Linked DNA regions of Homo sapiens: region 2 is linked to region 1. The links are chromatin contacts, found by Hi-C or POLR2A ChIA-PET in ENCODE. All regions are on one chromosome and are shown on one strand. Each heading gives the region's core, a stretch centred on a gene start or an enhancer-like site at or near the end of the contact. The rest is flanking DNA. Distances are from core to core; before and after follow the strand shown. Region 1 overlaps LOC105378977 (a long non-coding RNA gene). Region 2 has its middle 17 kb from the start of IL6ST-DT.

What was found. Hi-C counts contacts between places; a loop is a spot of excess contacts on that map. ChIA-PET counts read pairs that join two places held with the same protein, here RNA polymerase II (POLR2A). Pooled maps may share reads with other maps.
Region 2: a loop to region 1 is called in a map of naive thymus-derived CD4-positive, alpha-beta T cell, with 4 times the contacts of the local background. The contact joins two enhancer-like sites. A Hi-C loop is called at or near these places in 1 of 168 maps with a recorded cell type or tissue (naive thymus-derived CD4-positive, alpha-beta T cell), 1 of 37 single-sample maps with no recorded cell type and 9 of 50 pooled maps. POLR2A ChIA-PET finds 5 or more read pairs at or near these places in 1 of 52 experiments (activated CD4-positive, alpha-beta T cell).

The regions. Positions count from the first base shown.
Region 1 is chr5:56,327,378-56,332,737 of GRCh38, forward strand. The region is part of intron 2 of LOC105378977 (a long non-coding RNA gene); the gene reads left to right. Among named protein-coding and RNA genes, the nearest start is that of ANKRD55, 97 kb to the left of the region's middle. Within about 2 kb of position 1,679, at least 8 of the 41 ENCODE cell types and tissues checked have a DNase peak (open chromatin) inside an H3K27ac peak, as active enhancers do.
Region 2 is chr5:56,009,722-56,015,009 of GRCh38, forward strand. No RefSeq gene overlaps it. Among named protein-coding and RNA genes, the nearest start is that of IL6ST-DT, 17 kb to the left of the region's middle. RefSeq lists enhancers at 2,264-2,333, 2,484-2,613 and a silencer at 2,744-2,793. Within about 2 kb of position 2,695, at least 13 of the 41 ENCODE cell types and tissues checked have a DNase peak (open chromatin) inside an H3K27ac peak, as active enhancers do.

The sequences.
Region 1 (5,360 bases), core at 429-2,928:
GCACAATTAGTGTGCTCCTCCAACCATGCTTTAGTGCACAAAGGGAACCCTTGCAAGGATAGAAAATGGGAGCTCCAAGGTTGAATGCCACCCTAAGCCTAGGAATAGAGACATAAACAATGACAAGGAAGAAGAGACACAGTGGGAGAGAGAAGAGGAATGGCGGGAGGGCAACTCGGTGTGCTTTTATGAGGGACAGAATACACTCGGGCAGCTGAGAATAGCACGCAGTAAGCCAAGGGCACTCACTCATCTACATTCAGTATAAAGCGATTTCCTGATTTTTCATGAGTTATGCCGCTTGCATTCTATCAAATTTGTTTCCTGTTCCTTTACTCCAGTGAGTCTCTGCAGGTACCCAGAATTCTGCTAAAATTTGGCATCATCAAGGAACAAAACCTTCACTCATGTTATTGCGATAACTTTATAACTTCTCTTTTCCTTATGCCCCATCCAAACCATCCTCTACACTTAAGCACAAGTGAATTTTTAAAAACACAAATCTGAAAGTGTAACTCCCCTGCCTAAACCTTCCACTGGCTTGCTATTGCTGTTGTACTTAAGATAAAACCTCAAGTCTGCCACATGGTCTGGCTGTTGCCGACCTCCCCAGGCACTCTGCGTGCCGCTCTCCCCACCACTCTCCGCCCTCCTTTCCACCCTCTGTTCTGGCTATGAGTCTTCAAGTAAGTCATTCATTCATGTACATATAGTATAAGTATGTATGTATGTAGACATATACGGAAGCAGATAACCAAGTTAGATATCCGTTTGACTAGAAAGCTCTTTCCCCTGTAATGTGTATGCCTAACTGCAATTTTTTGTTCTTCTGACACACACAGAAGCCTTCTCAGACTCTCTCCCTTTAATTATGTTCCCCTTATTAATTTTTCATAATTCTCATAACATTATTTTCACCTTAATAGCTCTTACTACAAATTATATGTGTGTGTATGATTCATGTGTATATATATATATTCATATTAAAAGATCAATTAGTGTTAGCTTTTAAACTAATGTAAGAGTCTTTAGAAACAGGCAAACAGATTAGAAACACTTTTCTTCCTTTTTTACTTCCTTCCTTTTCTTTTTTCCTTCTCTTTGCTTTGTTCTTTTCTCTTTTTTTTTTTAAATACAGGCATAAATATAGAAGGGAGGATCATATATATGTGTGTGTGTGTGTGTGTGTGTGTGTGTGTGTGTATATATATATATATATGTATATGAATCATAGTTTGCCTTTTTGCTCCTCCACTAAATTGTTAGCTCTAAGAAGTGGGACATGTATGCTTTGTTCTCTGCAGTAAATTCAGTTCCCCAACCCCAGATATTCTGGGATTTGATTGGTCAGGGGTGGGGTGGGGTCTGAGCACCGGCCTTTACTGAAAGTTCCTCACATGGTTCTCATGTACAGCCAAGTGGAGACCTGTTTATCTAACCCACCTTCATCATTTTAAGAAGGAAGGAGCTGAGGCCCAGAGAGGTCACCTGACTTGGTCAAGGTCTCTTGGAGCTGGCTATAAGCAGATTGAGACAAGGACTCAGTTCTTTTAGGGCCTGGTCTCTTTGCACACTATAATGTCCCTTCACTTAAGTTGGAGAAGCTTTATCACTGAGTAGAGAGAGGTTTCTTTCATATTTTTGCATTCTTGGAGGATGACTAACTCATGCTTGTTAGCCTGGGACTTTCCAGGTTTTAGCGCTTTAGGTCCTGTGGGTCTCAGGTAAAGGAAACAAAAATATGCCACTCCAAAATATACTTCTTTGGTATATTTTGATATGACTATTCACAGGAACTGCAAACCACAGGAAAAGCTTTGAAAAGCTGTCTTTTGGGGAGGCGGGGAGATTTGCATCTGTAGAGGAAATCTACATTAGTGAAATGAAGTTAACAGCAGACACAAACAGGGTTTTATAAGGCCTCCCTTATCCAGACCTAGGAAAGATTAAATCACAGGAAAGAGGGACTAAAGTTCTGACACTTCAAAAGGTCTGACAGATAAAGTTTTACCACATAAGAGCAGGATACTGTCTGTTCTTTCCGAGGGCTGCTATCCATGGGGCTCTATCTGCATAACAAGATAGCCTTTGCTCACCATGCCTTTTCTCCCCTCTTCCTCCAATAACTTGTCTTGCCATGCCCCAAGCCTCTATTCCTTGCTGTATGGTATATAACCTTCAGCCATCTGGCTTTCCATTGAGTCTCATACTTTGTGTGTGGCTTCTGTGTCCATATGCACATTAATAAAATTTGTACACTTTTTTTTCCCTGTGAATCTGCCTATTGTTAGTTTGTTTTATAGACTCAAATTATTTAAACTTCAGAAGCAAGAGCGAAGGAAATTCTCTTCATCCCTACCCAGGCAAGCTGAGATGGTTGACATCACTGTTTGCACAATCACTAAGTCCAGGTTAGGAAAGAGAAGCAATGCCATACGGTGATTGAAACCCAAATTCTAAAGCTAGACTCACCTAGGTTTGAACCGTGACTTGTCAATTAGATGATGACCTCAGGCAAGCTTCAGTTTCTTTATGTGTAAGAAGGGAGAAATAATGTTGTATGCCTTAAACAGTTGTTGTGAAGATGAAATTAGCTAATATTTGTAAAGCACTTAGCACAAAACATTGTTCATAGTAAAAGATCAATTATGGTTAGCTTTTAAATTGATGTAAGAGTCTTTAGAAATGGATAAAATGATAGATATACTTTTCTCCCTTTTTTCTTTCCTTCCTTTTTCTCTTTCCTTCTCTTTGTTCTTTTTTCTTTTTAAAATGCAGGTGTAAATATAGAAGGGAGATGTGTTTCTGAAGGTCTAGCAATTGCTAGAGCACTAAAATACCTCTTTTTTTTTTTTTTTAACCAGCGCTCATTACTGTCTGTCAACTCTAAATGCCACCCAGACATTTCTAGGTAGTGCAATTTTGCCCTGCCAAGTGAAAGCATTTCATGACGCTCAATCATTAGGCAGCTATTTAAAACAATTTTCTTTCAGAGCTTCTCCTTCCCTTGGGCATTCATGCTGAAGACTCTGTCAAAGTGCCTATTTCCTGGAATCTGGCTATAGCAGACTTCCCAGAGGTTGGTACACCAGACTAATCATTTTTCTAAGGCAGCACTGGAGCCCTCAGGATACCAGTTGAATCTGATCCACATGGTAGCTCTGGGAACACAAAATGCTAATGATGTGGAACTTAGGCCACTGGTATTTATTCTATTGTTGTTTGCTTATTTATTTATTATCCGTGCAGGCCAACCAAAAGATAAATTTGGGACCAACCTCAAACAAGGTAATTGGAGTGTTCATTCAGTAGTCTTAGCTTACTTGTACTGGCCATCTTTATGTCTTTAGTGAGTCCATATTAGAAATGACGGTGTCTTTTTAGAAGGATGAACTAAGCAGAAATGTAGAAAAATCAGAATTTTTGAGATTCAACTTTGAAGACAACCTCCTCCAATTCCTTGGAGAGTATTTTGCTCATTTAATACTTGGTTACATTGTAACATTTTGCAACCCACCAGGAAATCACTCTAACAGTAACTGCTCGTCAAACAGTGACAAGAGGATTTGGGGAAGGCAAACAGCTGCAGATTCAGATGTGGGAGGGAGGTGGGCAGATGATGGGGGAATGAATCTTGAGTGTCCACATGCCAGGGAGAGGCTCAGCCAGGAATGACACTCCAGGGTGACTGACAGTCAATGAAACTTGCCATTCTAATCAGCAATAAAAAGGAATGAGCTGTTGCTATACACACAACAGGGATGGATATTAAAATAAATGTGCTGAGAGAAAGAAGCCAGACCAAAAAAAAAAAATAGTGCCTACTGCCTTTCATTTATATACAATGCTAGAAAATGGAAACTATTTCACTGTGACAGAAAGCAGATTAGTAGTTGTCTGTGACTGCACTGCCACCATTCAACCTGTTTCTTAGGTCAGTAATTTGGCATCACCTTGAATCTTCCTTCTCGCTCTCGCTCCTGGTGCCCATTGACTCAGTAGACAGGCCCTAAAGAGTCTACCTTGTAAATTTTGTTCATAATCACCCTTTTCTCACTGTTTTCATGGTCACTTTCTTAGGTCCAATCTTCATACATCTTTTCTATTTCTTATTTGTAGTAGTCTCTAAATGGTTTCCTTCCCTCTATTTCCTGCCTATTCTAATTTATCCTTCATACTGTTTTCTGAATAACCATAAAATATTTTCTATCTTTAAATATAAAAAACAAAATTATAAAATATTTAAAAAATCATTTAAAATGTGCATAGAATTACAAACACTTCAGTGCCTATAACCCAAGATTAAGGACTGTTCACATTTTGGAATTTGTCTTTTGTGTATTATTATAAAAGAAGCTTCTCTTTTAATGGAACCATCTTTGCTCTACTTCCCATCTTCTATGCCATGGGTGCTCCCCAGTTTCCAACACTGTCATATATTTGTATATATCTATTTAGCTCATGTTGCGTACTTCTAATAAATATATGTATTCCTGTTTAAAAATTAAATAAATGATATAATATTGTATATGTCATTCTGCAACTTGCTTTATGACAAGTGTTTGATAACTATGTGTGCTGATATAGATGAAGATGAAATTGACTCTATACTGCTATATAATATTCTTATTACATTATACATTATGCATTATCTTGTGGGTGGGGCATTTGTGCTGTTTCTAGTTTTTTGCTGTTAATAGAATTTAAAAAATAAATATCCTTGTGTATGTCCCTGTAGTGAACTGAATGATGGCCTCAAAGATATGTTCATGTCTAATGCCTAAAATCTGTGAATATCACCTTGTATGGTGAAAGATGTTATTAAGTTAAATATCTTAAGAGGAGGAGCTTAGTCTGAATTATCTGGGTGGGCTCTAAATACAATCACATGTGAGAAAGAGAGGCAGAGGGAAGTTCAATACCACACATACAGAAGAGAAGGCAATGTGAGCACAGAGCAGAGATGCAGCCATAAGCCAAGGAAAGCCAATAGACACCAGAAGTGAAAGAGACAAGGAATGCATTCTCCTCTAGGGCTTTTGGAGGGAGCTCAACCCTGCTTCACCTGCATTTCAGGCATCTGGCCCCCTGAGCTCTAAGAGAATAAATTGTTGTTGTTTTAAGCCAAACAAACTTGTGGTAATTTGTTATGGCGGCCACAGGAGCTAACACAGTCCTGCATTACATTGAACAGTAATTTTCCACGGATTTAAACTTATGAGTCACAGGGCATGTGCAGTTTCCACTTTACTTAAATATTTAGTGAGTGTGTTACTTGCAATTGCAAAAATATGGAGCCAGCCTAATTGCCCGTCAATTAACAAGTGGATAAAGAAAATGTGGTAGATATATACCATGGA
Region 2 (5,288 bases), core at 1,445-3,944, 320 kb before region 1:
AGTGGGGATCTGTGGTTTGGAGTCTCAAAATAATAATGAAAGCCTAAATGTCAGACCTTTTTTTTTTCCCCTGAGACGGAGTTTCACTCTTGTTGCTCAGGCTGGAGTGCAATGGTGCAATCTTGGCTCACCGCAATCTCTGCCTCCCGGGTTCAAGCAATTCTCCTGCCTCAGCCTCCTGAGTAGCTGGGATTACAGGTGCCTGCCACCACGACTGGCTAATTTTGTATTTTTAGTCGGGACAGGGTTTCTCCATGTTGGTCAGGCTGGTCTTGAACTCCCAACCTCAGGTAATCCGCCTGCCTTGGCCTCCCAAAGTGCTGGGATTACAGGCGTGAGCCACTGCGCCTGGCCCAGACCTTTATTTTACACACACACACACACACACACACACACACACACACACACACACACTGCAGTTTGTTTCACTGAAGACATTGGGACTTGGTTTCAATTAGTTTCTGGTTCAAACAATTAGTTAATGGCAGGATCAAGATGATAAACCACTGTTTTGGCCAGGCACGGTGGCTCATGCCTGTAATCCCAGCACTTTGGGAGGCCGAAGCGGGTGGATTACTTGAGGTCAGCCTGGCCAGCATGGTGAAACCCTATCTTTACTAAAAATACAAAAATTAGCTGGACATGATAGCTGGTGCCTATAATCCCAGCTACTTGGGAGGCTGAGGCAGGAGAATCACTTGCACCCAGAAGGTGGAGGTTGCAGTGAGCCAAGATCACACCACTGTACTCCAGCCTGGGAGACAGAGCGAGACTCTGTCTCAAAAAGAAAAAAACAGCAAAAAAATGATAAACCACTATTTCAAGTAAATGTGAAATAGGACTGAGCGTTGAAGCAGCCTGAATCTGACATTAAATCCTATGGTGACCTATCACATGGAGACACAGAGGCTTGCGGGCAAATAACTGAAGTTCTTGATAACTAAGCTTGATGGAGGACACAGAGAGATTGTTCAGGCTAAGAATCACCAATGGATTTTTGTCATTTTAATGATATTATTAATCTGTAAAGGTATTGTTTAGAAAACATTGCCATCATATAATTCTTGTTAATTGCTTAGGATAATAAATAATATCTGCCATTTATTATTAATCACCCATTACATGCCAGGCATTCTACTTAAATCATGTCACTTAATCCCTTCGACCATCTGGAAAGTGGCACTACTGTCCCATTTTACAGATGAAATCAAAGCTCAGAGACACTAGGGAACTTGCTCAAGGTCACACAGTGGGTAAATGTCAGAGCCAGGATTCTAATTCACATTTGTATGACACTGAAGCTCAGGCCCTTTCTATCACTTACAGTTAATGAGTGTGGATGACCCAGAGACTAAGATTGTTTCCTTCATGGCCACATCTTTAATTTCTGCCAATCTGAAAACAAAACTTCTGCACAAGCGTTAGTGTCCTTAACCAGAGCTGCTTGCCCAACACAGTCCACACCATTAAGATTCTCTACTGCAAACAGGGCTTTCGATCCTTCCCTTTTACAGTGAATTCACACTCAGTTTGACCCCAGCTCTCCAAAGCTTTCTATCTGATCTTGTTTTCTGTTTTCAATTTTCATAAGCATGTCAGATTCCTTTCTTGAATGTGAAGGGGAGGAAAAGAATCATTATATAGGCCGGGCGCGGTGGCTCACGCCTGTAATACCAGCACTTTGGGAGGCCGAGGCGGTCGGATCACCTGAGGTCAGGAGTTCGAGACTGGCCTAGCCAACATGGTGAAACCCAGTCTCTACTAAAAATACAAAAAAATTAGCTGGGCGTGGTGGCGGGCACCTGTAGTCTCAGCTACTTGGGAGGCTGAGGCAGGAGAATCACTTGAGCCAGAGAGGCATAGGTTGCAGTGAGCCATGATCACACTGTTGCACTCCAGCCTGAGCAACAAGAGCGAAACTCCATCTCAAAAAAAAAATCATTATATAAAGTCAAATATGGATACCTTTTGTTTGAATAAACATGAGAGATTAGGGCAAACACTCAGGTTAAATAGGATATGACTACTGCTTAGGGTTAAAGCATGACAATAAATATTTTTAGACAACTAACTGAAAGACAGGTCTGTCCTCTCATTTTCCTGAGACCCATATACATACTTGAACATTAAGCAACGGGTCCTGGAGAGGGAGGTAAGAAGTATTTCACATTTCTACAATTTTGCTGAAATAATCTTACATGTAGAACATACACATCATGCTTTTATTTGGAAAACCTCATTCCACATGGAGGGCATTTGGGCTGTGACGGGGTGGGCAGATGACTAAGTCGGAGTCAGAACATCTCTATTTGAGCTCTGTAACTTCCTGACTATGCAGCCTTTGGCAAATCACATAATCATTCTGAATTTCACTTTCCTAATCAGTAAAATGTGACTAACAACAGCTGTCCCTGACTACTGCAGAAGGATAGTATGAGGGCCAAATGGGAGAAGAGATGGGAAAGGGCTTTCTAAACTGTAAAGTGCTGGGCAGATGTTAAGAGTTAATGTCAACTCTTGGAGAACATCCTAGCTTTGTGTATTACTATGAGTGAGAAGGTGGCAGGCTGCGGAGGTGGTGGTGGTGTGCTAAGGAGGATACTGGCAGTTTTTATATTCAGATGCTAAATCACAGCTGTTGGGCAGGCAGAAAGCCAGGGCAAAGCCTGCTCTCTCTAGCTGCACCTGAAACCCCAGTTTCCTCTACACTATTCACTAACTGCCCTGCCTATGAGCAGGGAAGTGTAAGGCCCTTCACCTCCCACAATCACAAGCAGGAGGGAAGAAGCCAGCACTGAGCCACAGAAAGGCTGAGTCACTAATAAAAACTACCATTTATCAAATGCTTACTATGTGTCAGGCAAGATGCTAAGCATTTTACATATATGATCTTATCTATTTCTCATATCAGCAAATAAAGCTGGTCTGATTATTATCCCCATTTTACAGATGAGGAAAGTGAGAGTCAGAGAAGTCAAATGACTTGCCTACGATTGTAATTAGACAGGAGTCTCTACCAAGAGTCAAATCCAGGAGATCTGATTGTAAAACCCACATCCTCAAACACTAAGCTATACTGCAACTTCTGGTTGCAACCTCACATGCTCAGCTTCCTGCCACCAAACACAACTCCATTGGTGGTATCCAGTTCCAAAGAGAGCAAATACAGAAAAGGACTTTGGGCGCTGATGCTGGCCGGGCAACTCCATTTCCTACTCACCACGCAGACCTCCCTTAGTACAATAATGTCCTAACTTGAGGAGTGACCAGGCATTTACCTGGTAACCTGTATCTTCTCAATGGGGAAAGAAAAGGAGAGCAAAATATGTTTGTGCCTCGAGTGTCTGGCTAATAGTTGTCATAAAGTTGTTTAACTCTAGTTAGGCCACAGCAGAATTAGAGTTATAATTTATTTTTTTTTTTGAGACAGAGTCTTGCTCTGTCTCCCAGGCTGGAGTACAGTGGCTCAGTCTCGGCTCACTGCAAGCTCTGCCGCCCGGGTTCACACCATTCTCCTGCCTCAGCCTCCCGAGTAGCTGGGACTACAGGCGCCCACCGCCACGCCCAGCTAATTTTTTGTATTTTTAGTAGAGACGGGGTTTCACCACGTTAGCCAGGATGGTCTTGATCTCCTGACCTCGTGATCCGCCCGCCTTGGCCTCCCAAAGTGCTGGGATTACAGGAGTGAGCCACTGCACCTGGCCAGAATTAGAGTTATAATTAAGGCAGGACGTGCCAAGGTGATCACAGCCAAAGGTCCCACTGTGACCTGGGAATGCGGTTGTTGTTAGCAGCGGCAACAACTGGTACTTCACCCAATCCCTCATTTCCATAGATCAACACAATCTCCATCTATAGCAAACATTTACTTAGCATCTGTGGAGTGCCATGCTCAACGTCAGGTGCCAGGAACATACACATGATAAGGCACTTTGACATGAGAAAAAGCAGTAGAAGGAAGTATATAATAATAACAGATTGGTGCTTCAGAAAGTACATGAAATTGAATTCTGAAGAGGAGGTGATATGGTTTGGCTGTGTCTCCACCCAAACCTTATCTTGATTTGTAGCTCCCATAATTCCCATGTGCTGTGGGAAGGATCTGGTGGGAGGTAATTGAATCATGGGGGCAGGTCTTTCCCATGCTGTTCTCATTATAGTGAATAAGTCTCACACCATCTAATGGTTTTTTTTTTTTTTTTAATTTTTATTTTTTTTATTGATCATTCTTGGGTGTTTCTCGCAGAGGGGGATTTGGCAGGGTCATAGGACAATAGTGGAGGGAAGGTTGGCAGATAAACAAGTGAACAAAGGTCTCTGGTTTTCCTAGGCAGAGGACCCTGCGGCCTTCCGCAGTGTTTGTGTCCCTGGGTACTTGAGATTAGGGAGTGGTGATGACTCTTAACAAGCATGCTGCCTTCAAGCATCTGTTTAACAAAGCACATCTTGCACCGCCCTTAATCCATTTAACCCTGAGTGGACACAGCACATGTTTCAGAGAGCACAGGGTTGGGGGTAAGGTCACCGATCAACAGGATCCCAAGGCAGAAGAATTTATCTTAGTACAGAACAAAATGAAAAGTCTCCCACATCTACTTCTTTCTACACAGACATGGCAACCATCCGATTTCTCAATCTTTTCCCCACCTTTCCCCCCTTTCTATTCCACAAAACCGCCATTGTCATCCCGGCCCGTTCTCAATGAGCTGTTGGGTACACCTCCCAGACGAGGTGGTGGCTGGGCAGAGGGGCTCCTCACTTCCTAGTAGGGGTGGCCGGGCAGAGGCGCCCCTCACCTCCCGGACGGGGCGGCTGGCCGGGCGGGGGGCTGACCCCCCCACCTCCCTCCCGGACGGGGCGGCTGGCCGGGCGGGGGGCTGACCCCCCCCACCTCCCTCCCGGACGGGGCGGCTGGCTGGGCAGAGGCGCTCCTCACTTCCCAGTAGGGGCGGCCGGGCAGAGGCGCCCCTCACCTCCCGGACGGGTCGGCTGGCCGGGCGGGGGGCTGAGCCCCCCACCTCCCTCCCGGACGGCGTGGCTGGCCCGGCAGAGGGGCTCCTCACTCCCCAGTAGGGGCGGCTGGGCAGAGGCGCCCCTCACCTCCCGGATGGGGCGGCTGGCCGGGCGGGGGGCTGACCCCCCCACCTCCCTCCCGGACATGGGGCTGACACCCCCACCTCCCTCCTGGACGGGGCGGCTGGCCGGGTTGGGGGCTGACCCCCCCACCTCCCTCCCGGATGGGGCGGCTGGCCGGGTGGGGGGCTGACTCCCCCACCTCCCTCCTGGAC